Linked DNA regions of Homo sapiens: region 2 is linked to region 1. The links are chromatin contacts, found by Hi-C or POLR2A ChIA-PET in ENCODE. All regions are on one chromosome and are shown on one strand. The core of a region is the stretch at or near the end of the contact, and the rest is flanking DNA. Distances in the headings are between cores, read along the strand shown. Region 1 has its middle 49 kb from the start of FAM180A. Region 2 overlaps LOC105375522 (a long non-coding RNA gene).

Region 1 (4,515 bases), core at 657-3,156:
CCCTGCCTCTCAAGACCGCCACATTGATGATTAAATTTCAACACGACTTTTGGAGGGGACAAGATATTCAAATCACAGTGCCAGGTAAGTCCCCTGAACAGGCCCAGAAAATCCATGCCCTGCAAATTGATCCTTTCCAAATCCACACCCTCAGACCAACACCTGGCCTGACTCTGGTCACATCAAGGCTCATCACTTCAGCTCCATTCATAGAAATGATCTTGGGTCTCTTTCCTCATTCTTTTGATCTTTGATTACACTTGATTCCTTACCCCCTTTGGCTTTGTTTCCGACAGTAGAATTTGGATTCTCTAGCCTGGTCCAAAAAACTCCTTAGAACATAGTTTTACTTGCCTTGGGTCTTCCTGTTCTTGGCTGCGTCAGGTAAAATTTGAGTTCAACTTGGCCCCAGAAGCTGTGGTCTCACCCTGGCCACATGGCCGGGCCTACTTTGGCCCTCTGTGATGGCAGACCTGAGACCAAGTAAAACTTCAGCCTCATAAAAATGTTCACTAGCTCTAAAAATACACACTGATTTAGGTGCAGCACTATTTTCCCCTACGAACAGCCAGCCCTATCCATTCTTAGACTTTATTATTAAAACTTAACTGTCTGTACACAATGTCACATATGTGAATGAGAAGCCAACTATGTGGATATCCTCAATGTTTTGTAATCCAAATATTTGGCTCTGAGAGAACCCTGGCATCTGTGTTCATTAAACATGCAGACACCCAAACATTTGAATGAAGAATGAAAATTCAGCAAATACAGGGGAAAATGGCATTTATAAAGAGAACAGTTGAATGGCTGACTAGTGTACAGGCTGTTTCAGACTGGCGCAGACAGAATCTCAGCAGAGACTTCAATTAAAGACTAATCCAAGTCAGATGAAGTGAAAATAAGGGGCAGTCTAACACTCTTCTCTCTGGCTCACTTCTTTGCTTGCTTTTTTCCAACTTCTGGACTCAGAGGCATGTGTCAACTTGCAGGGCCTCAGTAATCTGCTTTCTCAGCTTTGGACTGTTTTAGAAGGCAAAACAACCCCCTTGTTCCAACATACCACAGCTACTTAGATGTGGAAATTTAACCTTCTTAAGATCAAAATCCCCTTAAACACCTTGTCTATTACTATATTGGAAAGAGTATGACCTAAGAGTTAGATTGCTCTAAGCAGGCTAGCTAAAAAGATCTCATCCATATTGTACCTATTCTAAAAAAGACGAGACCTTGAATAATTCCCAGGAATAAGTGCATTTGGTCTGAAGTAGATACACCAGGAACTCCTGAACAAGGGAGGACTGTTTTGTAATTTTCAGAGTCATCACTGCCTTCACGAGGCATTAGAAAGAGAAAGGACTCTGGCATTGGACGGGCCTGGACCCAAATCTTAGGTCTTCCCAGTGATGGGACTTTTCTCTCTGGGCCTGTTTTGCTTTGTTTTGCTTTTATTTGTTTATGTACTAGTTGCCCTTCTGGTTGTTGTGAGGATTAAATGAGATAAGGTATATGGTTAGTTCTTTTCTGTGTCAAGCATATTCTCTTCCTATGTACCAACCCCTCATCCCTACCCTGTGCAACATTCATTCTTCACGCCAGTTGTATTTTTCTTGTCCACAGTTTAGAAAGTAACAGATGGAAGACACAGCACAGCAGAATGGCAGATTCATGTTCATATAACATTATATGAAAAACTCACACGTTTTCTATTGAGGTAGGCCATGGGCTTTGATTCTTTCTGCCCATTCTCTTCCTTTTCATTCCACTGCTAGATAAATTAGGTCACCCAGAAAGCACACTGTTCACCTAAAACATCAACACACCCTATTTCCTTTGAACATCAGAATCAAAGAAAAGCAAACAAGCATACCAAAGAAACCCATCGTGGGGACTGGGAAGATCTTGGCTGCCTCTGAAAGGCTTGGATCCAAGCCCTTCATTCCACTTTCAGTAGGTTAGGGGAGCTTTCAAGGACAAGTTCCACCCTCAGTCTCCTACAGGACAGTGCCACCTGCCTTCAAAACCCTGCAGTTTTCTTCCTTCCTTCCTTCCTTCCTTCCTTCCTTCCTTCCTTCCTTCCTTCCTTCCTTCCTTTCTTTCTTTCTTTCTTTCTTTCTTTCTTTCTTTCTTTCTTTCTTTCTTTCTTTCTTTCTTTCTTTCTTTCTTTCTTTCTTTCTTTCTTTGGCAGAATCTCACTCTGTTGCCCAGACTGGAGTGCAGTGGTGTAATCTAAACTCACTGCAAGCTCCACCTACTGGGTTCAAATGAGTCTTTGGCCTCAGCCTCCCGAGCAGCTGGGACCACAGGCATGCACCACCACACCCGGCTAATTTTTGTATTTTTAGTAGAGATGGAGTTTTGCCATGTTGTCCAGGCTGGTCTAGAACTCCTGACCTCAGGTGATCCGCCTACCTCAGCCTCCCAAAGTGCTGGGATTACAGGTGTGAACCACCACGCCTGGCCAGAACCCTTCAGTTTTCTTTAACACTTCGGAAGTTGATGATCACCATCCATCTCAGCTGCTGGGGACTCCCCAGCTTCTTCCACAAACATTTGGCATGTGCCAACCATGTGCTCTCCTTGCAGTCAGGCACCTCTCTGGTGTGGTGTTTCCAGGTTAGTGGATCCAATGCTATTAAGTTGGTGCAAGAGTAATTGGTTTGTTCTACAAATACTTTTAATGGCAAAAACCACAATTACTTTTAGCACCAAACTAATAGTTATACCACAATGATTTTGTTAGCCTTAGGCAGAGGGGTGTCTTAAATTACTTGCATTTAGACGTTGCCAAAATAGTAAAATTATTTTAATAGCCTAAGAATAAGTTCAGGGTCCTTGAGCCTCCACAATGTAAATAAAAGGTTTTTTTCTGATCGCTTGTAAGTGGCAAAATAAATAGTCCTCTGGCACTCTTCAGTATTTAGAAGCTGTTTGACTGGAGGCAAACATACACAGACTGGTTTGCTCTTCGGATAGGGAAAGTCTTTCTCTCTTCCTCACCCCATGTTTCTCCCTTGCCTCTTCCACATGTTCAGAAGCATGGGAGAGCAACCTGCCCTTCCCTCTCTTAGCTTCTCTGCAGGATGGCGGAGTGGCTTGTCTAGTTGGTGAAATGGGAGAGGGGCTCTGAGCACGTGCAGGGCAGCACCTTCTCGGCTAAGCACAAATGCTAAGTCAACACGATTTGCTCTATACAGCATTTTCCAAATTCGCCTGTGCTGGAATTTATGTTTTCTCTGCTCATTGTCTGAATTTTACATAAGCCAGCTATCAGCAGGGACCTACCAAGGTCACAGTAAATAGCTAAACTTGGCTTGAACCTACAGTTTCTTCCCACTCTGGGGATAGAGAGGGGCTGATGTAGTCAGGGTCACTGCAGCCTCCAGGACCCCAAGTCTTTGCAGGTAGTCTCTGTCCCACATCACAGCCACCCAGATGTGACCACAGCTGCTTCTGAAGTCGCCAGAAAGTCCCATTCACCCCAGTCACAGCCGGGGGTTGAGTATGTTTCCTTGCAGAGAGGGGCATTCCGCCTCTCTAGGCAGCTTCCCGTTACCTCGCTGACACCCCCCTTCACCTTCCTGTCTTTCTTTTCACCTCTTTCCTCCCACCCATCCACCCTGCCTCCATACCAACCACGGGAAGCCCAGGCCATGCTCTCCTCACAGACCTTGTGCCCACCACACCCATGCCCCTCAAGGGCTCACTATTTAACCCTAGTACTTCCCAAGTAACCCTTCCAACAAAGGAGTTTCCTCTCAAAGAGGAATTTTGGTGGCAGCTATTTCAGATGGTATTTTTTCATCCCCAGGACCGCTTGTACTGCCTTTATGGTACGTAGTTTACCCACAGCACATCTCCCTGTGGCCAGGGACAGCATGGAACCCCATCACTACTTGTTGCTGCCCACAGGGAAATGTCCCCACTGATTTCCGCTCAGTTATCACTCAGTCAGGGACTCAGCTTTCCTTCGCGGTCCCTTACCCAGGTTCCTGACCCGAAGGTTAGGGGGACGTACACGTGTCCGGGACGTTGTCTACAGGAGAACTTGGCAGAGGCTTCTGTGGGGGCAGCTCACCCTCCTTGCTGGACTTCTCTGACAGAGGAACCTTCTTTCTTCTGCTTAGGGTGCTCCTCATCCTTCTGGAATCCAGACCATCCTCCACTCCTGTTTTCAGTGGCCACCATCTTTTCTCTCTCCTTCCTCAACCCTCTGAGGAGAAAAGTATTTGTGTTTCACTGAAGTGGAAGTGAGTGTTTTCTTTGGACCTTTGTTTCTGCATTGGGGTGTAGTCTGGGGAAGAGAAAATGGCCATGGGGTATAGGTAACAGAGAAGAGGGGCAAGAAATATGCACACAGCCATGTAAGGTAAGGGTTCACAGGCTGTACACTGTGCAAATGCGGGAGTCCCATTCACACAGTGATATGACATGAAAGTGGATTCACAACCTGATGAAAATGCCACCTTTGAGCTCTGCCTTCTCTCAATCAAGGGCAGTGTGGACACATAGAGA
Region 2 (4,515 bases), core at 884-3,383, 35 kb before region 1:
AGGAAGAGTATAAAAGACCCTTTGTCTGGGTTAAATAGAAGACTGACGGTGTGATGGAGTGTGTACTGCAGTTCGGCTCACCAGGTATGGTATAGACTCATTAGAGTTAGCATTAGACGAAATGAAAATCTGAATACAATGGGTGGTAGGAATTCACTGCAGGATCTGAAAATTCTGAGAAATGCTTTGGAGGCCTGGTAAATAGTCCATTGTGGGCTTCATTCTTTCCCACCTATCTCAAGAAAGAAACCACCGTTGCTTTCCATGGAAGAAAAAAGGATTGAAATGAAGTAGTTATATTTATTTACATTCCACCATTTCTTCTGGTCACTCCCAAGTTGCTTCCAGTGCGCAGAACAGGAGAGCATCTTTCATTTGGAAATAGGTGCCATCTTGTGAAGAGATATGAGTATGTTTTTTGTGCTTGAATAAGTTCTCTAGTCTTTGTCGGTGAATTTATAGAGGCAGGGGTTGTTTCTACATGGAAACAACCACTCTCTGTATTACAGTTCAGAGAAAATTTTAGAATTCATGCAAGCAGGTGCTTAACAGCAGCTCTTAGAGAAGACATTGAATTAGAGGATTTCATGTCTGAAAAGATCTTTGAGGTAATTTAATAAATACTTCTTTCTATCTCAACTTCTGGGAGCTTTGGAGAATGACTTTTATTAGAGTTTGTTTGAAGGGGAATTAAAATAGGCACATGTTTTGAGACAAATTAACAAAAAATTATCCCTATCCAATTCATATCTTTAGGATAAATATATTACAATAACCAAAAACTGAAAATAATCAAAATATCCATCAACAGAACAATGGATAAACAGAATGTGATATATTTATACAGTGAAATACTACACAGCAATCAAAAAGGACAAATTACTGACACAATGTGGATGAACCCCAAATACATTATATTGAAGAAAACAATATGAGGTTGATAATAAGAAGTTCAAGAACAGGCAAAACTAATTTATGGTGACAGAAGTAGAAAAAAACCTGGTTATTTCTTGAAGTGGCTATCAACTGAAATAGGGTTCGAGGACACTTTCTAGAACAATGGGAACGTTTTATATCTTCATCTGGGAACATGATTCTTGGGTATATACATATATAAAAGTCATTAAGCGGTGTACTTAAGATTTGCACATTTTACTTAATGTAAATCATACCAACCCTGCCGCCTCCAGAAAAACCCCCAACATCCCAAGCAATGAAAACATACAGAGTGGGAAATATTTGTCTGATTTGGAACTTTTATTGTTGATAAGTTCAGTGAAGCACATTTGATAGAAGTTCCCCTTGACTAGCAGTTTAAATAACTTGGGCATATTACTTAATGTCTCTGGGTTGTTTTTCTTTCTTTCTTTCTTTCTTTCTTTCTTTCTTTCTTTCTTTCTTTCTTTCTTTCTTTCTTTCTTTCTCTCTCTCTCTCTCTCTCTCTCTCTCTCTTTCTTTCTTTCTTTCTTTCTTTCTTTCTTTCTTTCTCTCTTTCTTTCACAGCAGTTCATTTGTTCATCACACACAGGATCTGCTACCTAAGGTGGCACTGGTGTAGCAGGGGAGAGGACACGAAGATACTCCAGTTGCCATCCTTGATGCATTTCTGCCAAGACAGAGAGCCCAATAACACCAAACTCAGTGTCACTGCCAAGACCAGCCCTGCCCTCATCTCCAGCCCTGCCCTAGTCTCCCTTTTTCTGCCTTTCTGGTTACAGCAGCACCACAGCAGCATTGAAGAGGCCTCTGTTCAGGCCCAGGCAGGAGCGCGTCTTGTGGGGACCTGGCTTCCCCTGGTCTCTGTAGCTGCTCTTGTCCTCCAGCCGGCTGGCTCAGAAAAGCTCTTTCTGTTTGGTGACTAAGCCTGAAGCCACGGCGGGGGAGAGAGAGAGAGTGTGAGAATTTGAGGGCACCAGATCCCTACCCAGTCCCCAGAGCCTAAAATATGTGGCCAAGAATTGAAGTTTTTTGTCCTCAGGGAGAAAAATGACGAAGGTCCTCCCTGAGGCAGCCCCACAGACAGATAAAGAGACACTACTCCTCCCCGGCCCAGCCCACCAGCCTACACCACAGGGACAGCACAGTGTCTCCCCACCCTGTCCTTGCCACAGGCCCCCCAAAGGGAGAAAAGTGGCATTTGTGGTTTGGACCTAGTCACAGGAACAGCATCCGGGTAATTTTCCATCTCTTCATTGACTCAAAGGCTTCCTCCGGACACAGGGAGGCAGAGCAGTTAAGTAGTTCCTGTTTGCTGATGAGAAAACTCCAAAGATGGAAGTGTCCTAACTCAGGGTCCTCGGGCAGAGGTCATGCTTGCCCTTCCTGAGTGAGACTCCAGATCAACACAGGAAACTAGTTTATCTCCTTGACCTGGAGTGGAGTAAACAGTCTTTGGCCAAGGCATTCTCCTCTCGGAAGCAGGGTTCAGTGAAAGCATAAATATTGGCCCAAGAAGACCATAGCTTCTTAGGCTAGAATGGATTTAGAGATCAGAGACTCTACATCTATTTTATAGATGAGGAAACTTAAGCCAAGTGAGGCGAAGTAACTTGCTTAGGAGCAAAAGCCAATCAATGACACAACTATGAAAAGAACAAAAGTGATCAAGTCGGCTCAAATTCCAGAGATGACCAGACAGAGCTGACTACATCATATTTTATCCCACTAGATGAGGGTTCTCAACCTCAGCACTGTTGACTTTTGGGGCTAGATAATTCCTTGTTGTGGGACCGTCCTATGCACTGTGGGATGTTTAACAGCATCCCTCGCTTCTACCCACTAGAAGCCAGTAGCATCCCTCACCCCAGCTGTGTCAATCAAAAATGTCTGCAGACACTGCTAAACGTCCCAGGGTGGGGGTGGGGGGCACAAAATTGGCCCTGGTTGAGAGTTGCTGTGACAGAGAGCCCACTCTTTTAGTTCAACACTGAGAGATACATTGGGATGCATTATTATTTGTGGACCTGTCTCATGCATCAGTCTGCAGTTCTTTGAGGGTCCAGACAGGGTTTTATTGACCTTTATGTTTCCTGTGTCTTGCATAGTACCTGACATGTGAGAGATGCAATTAATGGGTTTGCGTGAATGAATGAATGGACAAACTCACTGGGAGACCCTGGGATGTAAACTTTCATTCACTATTATCCAGTATTATATAAGCACATTGGCCAGGTGTAGCCTGGCAGGAGATGCGGGAGGATGACTCGACTCATATGACTTTCTATCTGGGGGACAGGAGGGATTCCTGTTTATCTACTTTGTCATCCACTATCATGGCACCACAGAAGGCATTTTTTGAGCTCCCTTCCCTGGGCTCCAGGCTTAATTATGTGGCTTATTTTCATTCTTATAAAACAATAGAAATAGCTACTACATGGTAGAAATTTTTTTTTCCCACTGGGGATGTAGCCAGCACTTTGGAATGTTAAGCCTCAAGACTCTTACAGTTAGAAGAGAAAGTCCCCCAAACATAGCCATTAGCAGCCATGAGAGCCATGGGAGAATATTGATCATAGAGTCATAGAATTTTGGCATTGGGAAAAGTCACAAGTAAAATATAAAAGGCAGCCTCTCTACCACAAAATCCTATCATATTGTTTTTCTTAATCCCAGAAATTTTCACCAATGTTGACTTTGGGGAAATGATTAAATAATTTTGTGTCTGTTTTCCTGAAGATGAAATGCTTCAGAGGGTAGAGTCTTCATTTGTTTAAAAGAAAAAAAAAGTGTCTTCAGAGGACCTTGTATGCTAGATTATAAAATACAAATTCCAGTGCATCTTGAAAGGGTGGGTGTACTTTGAGCAGAACAAAAATGGAAGAGACTGAGTGAGAGAAAAAAAATACAGGCTATCAGTTAGATAGATATTACCAGAGAATCAGTTTAAGAATAAAAGGATGGGCTGACTTTTCATGAACTTTACTGGTCGATTAATTCAAATGGACAAATTGTTTGGAAAGAGAACACAGTTAAAACAGCAATCAGCACAAAAAAAGGAGTAAAGACTTGCCAGTGAGAGGGAAGAATAATTGTGTTAGAAGCACGACTGGGGCCGGGCGCGGTGGCTCACACCTGTAATCCCAGCACTTTGGGAGGCCAAGGCGGGCGGATCATGAGGTCAGGAGTTCGAGACCAACCTGGCCAATATGGTGAAACCCCTTCTCTACTAAAAATACAAAAATTAGCTGGGTGTGGTGGCGCTTGCCAGTAGTCCCGGCTACTCACGAGGCTGAGGCAGAAGAATTGCTTGAATCCGGAGGCAGAGGTTGCAGTCAGCTGAGATCGTGCCACTGTACTCCAGCCTAGGCAACACAGTAAGACTCCATCTCAAAAAAAAAAAAAAAAGAAAAAAAAAAAAAAGAAGCACAACTGGGTGGTATTGGGTTCATGTTACTTTAAAAGTGAATTTTACCAAGTGCATGAAGGACTCAGCATAAAGCCCACATGTTGGTCTTCACTGCGTCAGAATTAGTATGATTGCTTTTCAGCCTATTGGGGAGGGATGGAGATTGGGCA

What was found. Hi-C counts contacts between places; a loop is a spot of excess contacts on that map. ChIA-PET counts read pairs that join two places held with the same protein, here RNA polymerase II (POLR2A). Pooled maps may share reads with other maps.
Region 2: a map of aorta shows a loop between it and region 1 (3-fold over the local background). The contact joins two enhancer-like sites. A Hi-C loop is called at or near these places in 1 of 168 maps with a recorded cell type or tissue (aorta) and 3 of 50 pooled maps. POLR2A ChIA-PET finds 5 or more read pairs at or near these places in 2 of 52 experiments (WTC11 and activated CD4-positive, alpha-beta T cell).

What each region holds. Positions count from the first base shown.
Region 1 is chr7:135,795,390-135,799,904 of GRCh38, forward strand. No RefSeq gene overlaps it. Among named protein-coding and RNA genes, the nearest start is that of FAM180A, 49 kb to the left of the region's middle. RefSeq lists a silencer at 3,685-3,905. Within about 2 kb of position 1,907, at least 2 of the 41 ENCODE cell types and tissues checked have a DNase peak (open chromatin) inside an H3K27ac peak, as active enhancers do.
Region 2 is chr7:135,760,083-135,764,597 of GRCh38, forward strand. It overlaps LOC105375522 (a long non-coding RNA gene), which reads left to right. Exons shown (of 3, transcript XR_001745032.2): 2 at 3-84. Among named protein-coding and RNA genes, the nearest start is that of FAM180A, 14 kb to the left of the region's middle. Within about 2 kb of position 2,134, at least 3 of the 41 ENCODE cell types and tissues checked have a DNase peak (open chromatin) inside an H3K27ac peak, as active enhancers do.